Linked DNA regions of Homo sapiens: all the other regions are linked to region 4. A link is a contact called in ENCODE Hi-C or POLR2A ChIA-PET data. All regions are on one chromosome and are shown on one strand. Each heading gives the region's core, a stretch centred on a gene start or an enhancer-like site at or near the end of the contact. The rest is flanking DNA. Distances are from core to core; before and after follow the strand shown.

Region 1 (2,700 bases), core at 139-2,638, 790 kb before region 4:
TTTTGTTTTGAGATGAAGTCTCGCTCTTGTCCCCCAGGCTGGAGTGCATGGCGTGATCTCGGCTCACTGCAACCTCCACCTCCCGGGTTCAAGCGATTCTCCTGTCTCAGCCTCCCAAGTAGCTGGGATTACAGGCGCCCACCACCATGCCCAGCTAATTTTTGTATTTTTAGTAGAGACGGGGTTTCACCATGTTGGCCAGGCTGGTCTAGAACTCCTGACCTCAGGTGATCCACCCGCCTCGGCCTCCCAAGTAGCTGGGATTACAGGCGCCCACCACCACGCCCAGCTAATTTTTGTATTTTTAGTAGAGACGGGGTTTCACCATGTTGGCCAGGCTGGTCTAGAACTCCTGACCTCAGGTGATCCACCTGCCTCGGCCTCCCAAAGTGCTGGGATTACAGCGTGAGCCACTGCGCGCGGCCATCTTTGCTCCAGCTTTAAAGTGGTTACTCCAGAGGCTGAGGTGGTCAGTTGAGCCCAGGAGGTCGAGACTGCAGTGAGCCATGATTGTACCCCTGCACTCCAGCCTGGGCAACGGTGAGACCTTGTCTCAAAATTAAAAAATAAAACTGTTACAGTCATTTATCATAATAGCTTCTTGTTGCTTTTGCCCATTACCAAAAAACCATGGGCCACACTAGACGATTTACATAAAATTTAACTCAACAATTGGGAGCAACACTATTCTCATTTTATAGTTGAGAAAATTGAGGCTTAGAGAAATTAAATAGGTCAGGCAAGGCGGCTCATGCCTGTAATTCCAGAACTCTGGGAGGCCGGAGCGCGGTGGCGGTTTGGTGGGGGGGAGGGGAGGGATTGCTTGAGGCCAGGAGTTCGAGACTACCCTGGCCAACATAGTGAGACCCGCCCCCCCCTCCCGCCCCCCCCGGTCTCTATTAAATAAATATGAGAAGTTTAATAATTTTCCCAAAATTACATAGTTAATGGCAGATCCAGAATTTACACTAGGTCTGTCTGGTTCCCCAGTCTATGCTCTTAAGTTTTGCTACTTGCTGTAAGGACCACGTAAAATAAAATGTATAGTTAAAGGGAAATTACTACCATTTCCTGTCTGGTTTTCTCCCACTCTCGCCCTCAAAAGTTCACCTGCCCTTGTCCTCAAAGCCACAGGACGCCTAATTGCTATTTTTGGGTTTCAGCTGAAACGCCACGGGTCTGGGGGAATAGCGAGGGTGTGTTACATTTTCGGTCTTCCGGTCAGCCGGAACCACTCACACCGCTGCTGGTGCTGTGTAGGGTGTACCTCTTCGGAGTTCCTGGAGGTGGTGCCAGACTAGAGTGGCAGCTGTAGTAACCAATAGACACGGACTTTGTTGGACCAGAAGCCAATGAAGAATTACGTGGAGGAGAAGCGGCGATAATCTGTTTGAGGATGTAGGCACTGGTGTGAAGGAACATGGCCCTGTATCAGAGGTGGCGGTGTCTCCGGCTCCAAGGTTTACAGGCTTGCAGGCTACACACGGTGCGTGAGGCACCCCCAAAGCTCCGATCCGCATCAGACTTAGCCCAGCCGAAGCCCCCAAATTTTTATGTTAACCCAGCCTCACGCCACTCCTCCTCTCCCTGGTCCTCCGAGTCCCCAGAAAAGGACTCGTATCTAAACTCGTTATCTAATTCTCGAGTTAGCGGTCTGGGGGACTCTGAGCTCGAAGGACCCCCAGCCTAGGGTCTTGTATCACCCAATCCCCTTAAAAAGTAGGAATTCGGACGAAGTCCACTTAACCATCCCAAAGTGCCATCATCTGCAATTCTAAGAAAGAATGATGGGACGTGTGTTACCTGCTAATATATCTTTCCCTCCAGGCAGTTGTGTCGACCCCTCCACGCTGGTTGGCAGAGCGGCTTGGCCTTTTTGAGGAGCTGTGGGCTGCTCAGGTAAAGAGATTAGCAAGCATGGCACAGAAGGAACCCCGGACTATTAAGATATCACTTCCTGGAGGCCAGAAAATTGATGCTGTGGCATGGAACACAACCCCCTACCAACTAGCCCGGCAGATCAGGTAACAGGCCCATCCTGTAACTACCAGGATTATCCTTCTGCCCCTTTACTTTCTCTTCACTTGAGCAGGGGAAGAAAACTTGGTCTGCTTGTTTCTGTTCCGTCCCCATTAAGATAGCCTTTCCTGAAGATTTTGTTTTTGTTTTTTGTTGTTGTTCTTTTATACAGACGGGGTCTCTCCATGTTGCCCAGGCTAGTCTTGAACTCCTGGGCTCAAGCGATCCTTCCATCTCAGCCTCCCGAAGTGCTGGGATTACAGGCATGAGCCACCAAACCCGGCCTGAGATTTGTTTTATCTGTATTAGTTTCTGCATCAGAGTCTCTGTCCTTTCATTGGGGAAAGAAATGAAAGCTTCTGTTGCTCTGGTAACTCATTTCACCTTTGCAAGTTTACAGTTGCTGAGAGATGAGCAACTTTCTCCCCACTGTGGATTGTAACCCTGTCTGTTTTAAATCATTAATTTACTTTTTAATAATTGATACATAATAATTGAACATATGAATGGGTATATGTGATATTTTGATATATGCATACAATATGTAATGATCAAATCAGGGTGTTCAGGATATCTGTTACCCCAAACATTTATCATTTCTTTGTGTTGGGACTATTTCAAATCTTCTAGCTATTTTGAAATATACAATAAATTATTATTAACTGTATTCACCCAACTCTG
Region 2 (2,700 bases), core at 144-2,643, 1.0 Mb before region 4:
CAGTGTGCTTGGGGAAACGAGGTTGAGGTTTTAGAATCTTTTTTTCTTTTTATAAGAATAAGCACATTGTTAAAACATAAGGTAAAATATCAAAAACTACTTAGAATAGACTTAAAATATTCACACCTACCCACCCCTACCCACACCTCTGTCCAACAATGTGCCTTTTGCAGTTGGTAATTATGGCAGGGACAAACTCACTTAAATTTTTTTTTAATTCGCTATCCTCGGGACCCTAATTAGAATTGGGCTGCCCCCTTGCGGTCTCTCCGACGTCCTATCTTCAACCAGCTCACAGTCCTTGGGCCCTGCTCTCCTCTCCATTGTACTCTCAAAATGCAAGGCGCAACGACAATAGTAACGTCCCAGTTACTTCTGAGACTCTCTAAACTCTGGACTTGCCTCCCTCCCCTCCTTCAAAGTCTTTCGAATCTTCTCCAGCGGACAAATGAAGGGACTGAAGCTGGACAAAACCATAACCTAGGAGATCAGGGACCTACCCCATTCTGTTCCCCGTGCTTGGAATCAGATAATTTAGGACGCCGGGCCCGAGAAGCCTGGATAAAAAAGTCAGGAAAAACTGAGTTTCGTTTTGACCTCTAGCGTCGTGGCGGGCTGGCATCTGAGCTGGTAACGTGCGTGGTAGGTTATGTAAGAAAAGGGATGGAGGAGCCGCCCCAGCGGGAGCCAGAAAGGACGCGGTGTTCTCGGTTGCAATCCCCACCCTCCTCACCCAGCAGGGCAGGAGGCACCCAACTTGGAGGAGAAAGGGGTGGGGGAGGTGAAACAGAGACCGGAGAGTCACGAGGGCTGGGCCGCCGAGAGCAGGAGAATATACCGTGTCACACACCTCCATTCTCTCACACACGTTGCAGACACAAATCACTGACGGTTTCCACGTGCTGCGCTCGTGAGCGGAGGTGTTCAAAGAGGGGGCAGATGAGTTACTTCCCGAGACGGAACCGGGGGTCCCACGTCCGCCGCCTTCAGTAGCACAACCAATCTCTGAACACTCAAACCGCGCATCTCTGGCGCATCACCATCCTATTTAAGGCCACGGGCTCCGCCCTTTTCCTCCCCTCCCTTCTTTTCCACTCTTTTTCCATCCTCCTCCTTTTCTCATCACCGGGTCCTCTCCAGCAGCCGCATGTAGGGGAGGAGCACGGAATGCTTCCCTTACAGCCAATCATCACCTGGCTGCCTCTCTACTGGCTGAGCCCCTTTGTACTGTAGCAAATGGGCTATGGACTTCAGTAACTAGAGTCACGTGTTACCGGCGACACAACCAATGAGGGCGCGAGATCTGTGTAAGCAGGGGGAGGCACGTGCCGGGCCGCACGTGTCTGGGAGGGGGGGGAAGGGGCGGGGCCCACTGAGAGAGGCGGAGGTGGGTAGATAGACCCGGAGAGACGGCGAAGGAGCTGGAAACCGAGCCAGGGCTGAGCCGGCTGACAACAGGTAAGGAGATTCGGAGGACAAAGCGAGCTGTTAGGGAGTATTTGGGAGTGGATTTGGGGGCTGAATGCAGATCTTGGTATTGGGAGGGTTTGCATCACGTGGCAGGTGCGAGCCCAGAGAGACCGGCGCAGGGATCCTGATCTTGAAAGATTGGGAGAGGGCAGGAGGCCAGTCTCTATGGGGGCGGTTCCCGTAGGATCACCAGGTGGGTTCGCGTGCCCAGATTGACTGCTTGTGGGTGGCATGGCCTCAGGTGGAGAGGCTTGCTGCGGACTCAGGCTGGCGAATAGCCCTGGCGAACAACGGGCGGAGGGGAAGGTGTCTTTCAAGTCGGTATTTACTCTGAACTGAGGGAAGAAAAGAACGGAGGCCGCGTCAGACCGAGAGCTGCTCTGCGGCGGCCAGAGAGGGAATCCCAAGCTCTTAATGGGCGGGGGTGGGGGTAGAAATGTCTTTTTCTATTGTGTTTGAGACCGGTAATATTGGGGAGGGGGAGAACAAGTATTATCCCACGCAGTACACCCCAATCTCCCAGTTCATTTCCTAATCCTTAAACTCTGGTTTCAAACTCCCTCGCTTTGCTCTTCAGTTGCAGGTTCCGATCTTTGGGTACTCCAGGAGCTGTTCTATAGCCCCTGCTTCTGGACCTATGGATTCTCCATCTAGCGTTTCTTCCTATTCCTCCTACTCTCTCTCTTCGTCTTTTCCCACCTCCCCAGTGAACAGTGACTTTGGCTTCCCCTCTGATAGTGAGAGGGAGGACAAGGGGGCCCATGGGCCCAGGCCAGACACTGTTGGGCAGAGGGGAGGTTCACGGCCCAGCCCGGGTCCTATCCGCTGCAGGCATCGATCGAAGGTTTCCGGTAACCAGCATACACCATCTCATCCGAAACAGCGGGGTTCGGCTTCTCCTATGGCAGGATCTGGGGCGAAAAGATCAAGAGATGGTGAACTGGAGACCAGTCTAAACACCCAAGGTTGTACCACAGAGGGAGACCTGCTGTTTGCCCAGAAGGTAAGAGAAAGCAGGTGAAAGGAGATTCTCCTGGAGTGCCTTAGCACCCAGCTGGTTGATAAGGACCCTGTGAGGACAGTATTGACTCCCAGATTTGGAGGTGAAGGAAGAGCCACTGCTGGTGTGGGCAGTTTTTTGTCTTCTTACAGCCTTTGTCCTATTTTCCTACAGTGTAAAGAACTCCAAGGATTTATACCTCCTCTCACAGACCTACTCAATGGGCTGAA
Region 3 (2,700 bases), core at 187-2,686, 630 kb after region 4:
CATTTGCATAGGAATAAGAGGTTCTTCCCCCAGGCATCCTTATCTCCTCTCCAACCCATCAGCAGTATACTTTTAAAGGAGGTTTTTCTTTTCCTTTTGGAAGACGTTTTGCTCTTTTGGGAATGATGAGGATTACCGTTTATATTTTCTGTAAAGTTTTGTGCGAAAGGATTTGTGAGGTAAGTCGTAAGCTGTAGCCAATCTGTGTGTTTTGCATGTCTTTCTGTATGCTCCACAGCAAACTTCGCTGCAGGCCTCCATCTTGTTTTACGTCCTTGGGGGCGTGGCCTGTAACCCCATTGCATAGCTTCGTTTAGCCCGGCATGGCCCAGATTCATCCTGGCTTAGGGAATGAGTCCTTTCTGGTTTGGTATCTGTATGCCCTTTCGCTATTTGTCGATTCCCCTGCCCTCCACCAACCACCTTGGATTTTCCTTTCTCTGAGCCTTTAAGTAAAGTTTGAAAGCCAGAAATATTGGCCGCTTGGTGGAGCTAAAGTTAGATAATAAGGGTGTTAAAAGAATTTTCTTAAGGAGTGCTCAGCTTAATTAAAAGTAGATATCTAAGTTGTAATTATATTTATAAGGCCTTTATGTTTTCCTTTTCTTGGACCTTATTTTGCTGGAAAAAGTGTTTCTTTGCGGTCGACTGAGTTATTTTTCTCCATTTTGCCTTGCCACTTTTAATGCCTGCATAAGAGGGGCGATCTCTGTTTTCCTCATGGAACCCCAGGAATTAAAAGCAGATAGATCCCTCTCCCTGTGATGAAAGATCTTATGGCAACTGGGTTTTCTTCTGCCTGTCTGTGTAGTTATATATGTGTTGTGTGTGATGTCTATAAAAAGATCTCTAATTAATTGACCTAAAGGAAGATAAGCGTTTGGATCAAATATTTTTTTAAAGGGAAGATAAAAGCTGTGGTATCTTTTAGTTCACGTCACTTTAATCTTTGAAAAATAAAAACAGCCTCAAATATTATTGGTAAAATACAGATGTTGTCAAAATATAAATAGACAGACTAAATTATGCAGTTCAGGTAGCGCCCTGCCGACCCTGTCTCTTAAAAAACAAAAAAACGGGGTCACCTTTCCATCCCTTTTCTAACGGTTTGAATCTCAGGACTGTATTCCTAGGCCCCTGTTGCTTATGCTGCCCTGTGGTGCCCAGGTGAGCTTTTATTCTGAGATTGGCTGGTTGGGGTATGGATAACAATCGAAGGCTCTGTTACCGCAGGCGTGTTTCTGAGTCCTGCTCCCGCCCCATGCCCGAGGGTGCCCAGACTCACCAGCTCGGGTCGCGGCTCGCTTCCCGGCAGGCGCCGGCCTACTGGCGGCAGGCACAGAGCCCCCAGCGTGCGGAGGCGCGCGGCGCAGCTCCTCAGCATGGCTCCGGGCCGCGGGGCCGCGCTTGCTCTAGCCCTGGACGGCGCACTCTACCTCCGCCACAAGAGCGCGCGTGCGAGTTAACCCCTGGGGTGGACGCAGGGCGGGGCTTGGGGAGGAGGCGGTGCGCACTACTGGCGGCTGGCTGGCCGGGGTGTGAGGCCGGCGGGGTCCGGGTAGGGCATCGCTGTTGAGTCTATCTTCTGGTTCCGGCCTTTTCTTTCCGAAGACCTCCCGCTGCGGCCAACAGCCGGGCCACTTCCGGGGCTTCTCAAAGGCAAGAGGAGCGCGGCCGGAGCGGATCCCGGTTATCGCCTTGGGCCCCTCAGCCCCTCAGCCCCGGAACCCGCGCGCCGACTGGAGGCTTTGCGGTCATCCTTCCCACATGACCCAGGGCGTACGCAGTGCTCCGTGTCCCCAAGTAGTTATCCCTCCCCCGGAAGACTGAAGTCCCTGGGGCGGGTAGGAGCGCACGCTAGGAGTAGTATGAATAAAGTGTTTTCTTGGAGGTCATGGGCAAGTCTCTGGACAGGGTTGATAGTGCTGATTTATAGAGGGCAGTCTGGGCACAAAGAGCATTTATACGATCGAAAAGCTGCTTTCCCTGCCAACAGCCCCATACCCTCCCCAGGAGCGCGCTTACGCCTTAAAAGACTCTTTTGTTATGTAAACTGACAGTTAAATTAAACGAAGGTAATGGATACTAAAGGCGTAACAGGTATTGTAACTATTTTACTGTTATCGATGCTTTTGAGGTTACTTACCTCGCTTGTATTCGTATGGTGGGAATACTAGGCGCATACCTTCTGAGCTTCGAATTCAGTAACCTCACTGGGACCTTGAAATCGGACTGGGTTGGAGTATTCCCATTACTCAGATAATGCAAATCCGGGCCATCATACCCCTTTATTTTTAAATGCTTACCAGTATGCCATAGCCCTAGTCCATCCTAAGGTGAAGACTCTAATGGGTTTTTTTTGAGACAGAGTCTCGCAGAGATACTGCTATTGCACTTCAGCCTGGGCAACATACTGATGCCCCATCTCAAAAAAGCAATAAATTAAAAAGAAAACTCGAATGACCTGAATGCATTAGATATTTTGCCTTGATTCCTTTCCCATGAACAACTCCAGCAGTTTGTCAGTAGGTAAGAACACCTAGATACATTTTAAGCCTACACTATTAACTGGGGGAAGGTGTAACATTCTGAGAGAAAGGGAATTGGGGAGAGAAGGCAATGCAGTTAGGAGGGGCCCCTTGGAATCCTAGAGCTACTGAACCGAAGATCAGGCATAAAGGATGGTTGTTGAGATTCTGT
Region 4 (2,700 bases), core at 110-2,609:
TTGTGGAGAGCGCCTGCAGTCCCAGCTACTCGGGAGGCTGAGGCAGGAGAATGGCGTGAACCCGGGAGGCGGAGCTTGCAGTGAGCCGAGATCGCGCCACTGCACTCCAGCCTGGGCGACACAGCGAGACTCCGTCTCAAAAAAAAAAAAAAAAGAAAAAAACAAAAATTAGCCGGGCGGGTAGTGTCGCACACCTGTAATCCCAGCTGGTCGGAAGGCTGAGGCAGGAGAATTGCTTGAGCCTGGGAGACGGAGGTTGCCGTGAGCCGAGATCCCGCCACTGCACTCCAGTCTGGACGACAGAATGAGGCCCCGTTTCAAAAAATAAAAAATAAAAAACTTCGCCAAGGTAGGGAGTAGTGGCTCACGTCTGTAGGATTGCTTGAGACCAGCCTGGGCAACATGGCAAAACCCTGTCTCTTCAAAAAATAAAAAAGTTAGCAGGGCGATTTGGCGCTCACTTGTAGTCCCAGCTACTCAGGAGGCTGAGGCGGGAGGATCACTGGAGCCTGGGAGGTTGAGGCTGCAGTCAGCCGTGATCGCGCCACTGTGCTCCCGCCTGGGCAGCAGAGTGAGGCTCTGCCTCAAAAAAATTAATTAAAAAATAAAAACACGCCGTTAACGAGCGGCTGCGTGCGCGAGGTGGCACACTGGGCTTGCATACGAATTCTGCCAGTGAGTGCTATTAGAGCATCAAGGAGATTCATTTTCCGAGCGACTCCTCCCTTTCCCCCGCCTCCAGGGGGCGTGGCAACAAAGCGCGGGAAAACTCGACCTTGACCCCACCCCCACTCCATGCTGGGGGCGGGGAAAAGGGGAGCCCTTAAATGGGAAATGGAGCTGGCGGTTCCCCCCCCAGCCCATACTTAGGACGCCTATCAGTTGCTCCTTTAATGCCTCTTTGGAAATGGCCCGGCCACGCCAGCACTCCTACGTCACCTCCCCCGCTTCCGGTCCGCGAGCCCTTCCCAACCTTTAGGTCCCGATTCCTTCCATGCTCCAAATCCCGTGCCCCGTCCACGCCCTCCCGCAGAGGGAGGAGCGACGGGTTACGCTGTCGCCCAGGAGCTGAACCGCGCGAGGACCCCATCCATCAGATTATATGGCGATTTAGACGGTGGGAAGACCGCAAGGAAATGGTCAGCGGATGACGTAATGTTTGGGGTGGCGTCCCATTCTGTAACTTCTGTACGGCATCAGTGACACGGGTTTAGCTTGAAACAGCGCAAAAGGACCTACACTTCTGTGCTCCACTCCGACTCAATGCGGTTCTGCTCTCAGTGCCCACCACACAGAAGCTGGGTTCCTTACATTCGCGAAAGTGAACTGCAGCTTCAAGCTTCGAGCGGCCAGTAGGGAGCGAGGGGCGGAGACGCACCTGGGTGCTCCCCCTTCCAGTAGGCAAGCTGGGAAGCAGGCTGGCTTCTTTCTAAGCGACAGTGGCGGAGGCCAATCGTTTACGAGACTCGTAGATGGGGCAGACGGACCCCGGCGCAGCCAATGGGGAGAGGTATCTTCAGAGGGCCTCGGCCCCTTGCCCAATGAGCATAAGAGGACTGTGCGGGGCTAGTTCCGAGCGGCAGTATTTAGGGCCAACCCAGTGCGGGGCTGGAAGGGGCACAGGGCTGAGCGACGGGGGCAAGGGCCAATGGCGAGTGCGAAAACGGGCAGCCCAGACCTGGAGCGCGGAGGGAGGAGAGGGAGTGGGGAGGCCGAACCGGAGAGAAGCAGGAAGTAGCGGCGGCCGCGGGGAGGGCGGCGGTGGCTGCAGCGGCTGGAGCGGGGTAGAGACCGCCGGGTCTCGGCCCGCACCAGGAGCGGAACAAGTAAGCGTGCCTGGGGTAAATACCCGCCCTTGGCTCCGCCCCCTTGGGGGGGGCGGGTAAATACCCCCGCCCCTCCCCCACTTGGTCAACTACCCCCTTCTCCGCGCCGCCCCCTGGGGCGGCTTCTAGGAAGGCCCAGACACCGCCTCCATCCATTGGGGCGGATGGGCGAAACTCCTGGCCTGTTGTAAGCACAGTCCGTAGCCGGGTAAACCCCCAGGAGGGTCGAGAACCCCAGGTCCTGGCGCCCCCGGCTCGAGAGGCACCCGAAGTGCGGCCCGGAGATTGAAGGCTGCGGGATGTCGCGACCTAAAATGGTGTCCGTTCCCGGGGATGGGGGCGGGGGACCTGGGCCAGGCCGGAGCAGAACCTGCACCCCGACTGGGTGCGGGTCAGCGTCCGGGCCCGGGCAAGACTCAGGCTTGCGCCCCCGGCCCCCTGCGCACCCCCCGATCAGTCTCCAGTCTCTAGCGAGCCTCCGGGAGTGCGCGGCGGGAGGAGGCTCCGCTGCGCCCGGAGGGGAGGGGACGAGGTCCGAGTTGGGACGGACCCCAGCTAGAGAGCTGAGAGTCGCGCAGAGACCGTCCCCTCTCTCCTCCCCTCTTTCCAGCTCCCCACCCTATCCTGTGTAGTCCTGGGTCCCCAGGTGCTGCGCAGCAGCTCCCAAAGGGCCTGGCCTGGCTGAGGCCCGGCCTTCGCTTCGCACGCCGGTGCGAGTGAGAGAAGGGCCGCGCGCCTCAGTTTCCCTTGTAGTTTCTCATGTGTACACCCCGCCCCCTCCTCGAAACCCAGGACTTGCTCCCCGCGCCAGCCCTCGGCAGATGGCAGGGACTTAATTCCGTCTGCTACCCAGCTTGGCCTCAACCTAATCGCC

Evidence for each region. Hi-C counts contacts between places; a loop is a spot of excess contacts on that map. ChIA-PET counts read pairs that join two places held with the same protein, here RNA polymerase II (POLR2A). Pooled maps may share reads with other maps.
Region 1: a pooled map shows a loop between it and region 4 (24-fold over the local background). The contact joins the promoter of TARS2 here to the promoter of ZNF687-AS1 in region 4. A Hi-C loop is called at or near these places in 9 of 50 pooled maps.
Region 2: a pooled map shows a loop between it and region 4 (5-fold over the local background). The contact joins the promoter of CIART here to the promoter of ZNF687-AS1 in region 4. A Hi-C loop is called at or near these places in 7 of 50 pooled maps. POLR2A ChIA-PET finds 5 or more read pairs at or near these places in 2 of 52 experiments (B cell and WTC11).
Region 3: a pooled map shows a loop between it and region 4 (15-fold over the local background). The contact joins the promoter of THEM4 here to the promoter of ZNF687-AS1 in region 4. A Hi-C loop is called at or near these places in 1 of 37 single-sample maps with no recorded cell type and 10 of 50 pooled maps. POLR2A ChIA-PET finds 5 or more read pairs at or near these places in 2 of 52 experiments (AG04449 and activated CD4-positive, alpha-beta T cell).

The regions. Positions count from the first base shown.
Region 1 is chr1:150,486,031-150,488,730 of GRCh38, forward strand. TARS2 (threonyl-tRNA synthetase 2, mitochondrial) reads left to right here and starts at 1,389. Exons shown (of 18, transcript NM_025150.5): 1 at 1,389-1,486; 2 at 1,828-2,024. The coding sequence starts at 1,421. RefSeq lists enhancers at 1,214-1,720, 1,214-1,483.
Region 2 is chr1:150,281,161-150,283,860 of GRCh38, forward strand. It overlaps CIART (circadian associated repressor of transcription), which reads left to right and starts at 1,394. Exons shown (of 5, transcript NM_144697.4): 1 at 1,394-2,473; 2 at 2,645-2,700. The coding sequence starts at 2,108. LOC124904414 reads right to left here and starts at 1,022. Exons shown (of 2, transcript XM_047438213.1): 1 at 501-1,022. The coding sequence starts at 856. RefSeq lists enhancers at 269-378, 460-1,660, 699-778, 1,135-2,076.
Region 3 is chr1:151,908,075-151,910,774 of GRCh38, forward strand. THEM4 (thioesterase superfamily member 4) reads right to left here and starts at 1,437. Exons shown (of 6, transcript NM_053055.5): 1 at 1,286-1,437. The coding sequence starts at 1,384. RefSeq lists a silencer at 1,164-1,473 and enhancers at 1,714-1,833, 1,822-2,409.
Region 4 is chr1:151,280,570-151,283,269 of GRCh38, forward strand. ZNF687-AS1 (ZNF687 antisense RNA 1) reads right to left here and starts at 1,360. Exons shown (of 2, transcript NR_135595.1): 1 at 974-1,360. It overlaps ZNF687 (zinc finger protein 687), which reads left to right and starts at 1,730. Exons shown (of 9, transcript NM_020832.3): 1 at 1,730-1,826. RefSeq lists silencers at 610-950, 1,632-1,911, 2,192-2,351 and enhancers at 693-1,577, 1,072-1,271, 1,302-1,531, 1,578-2,463.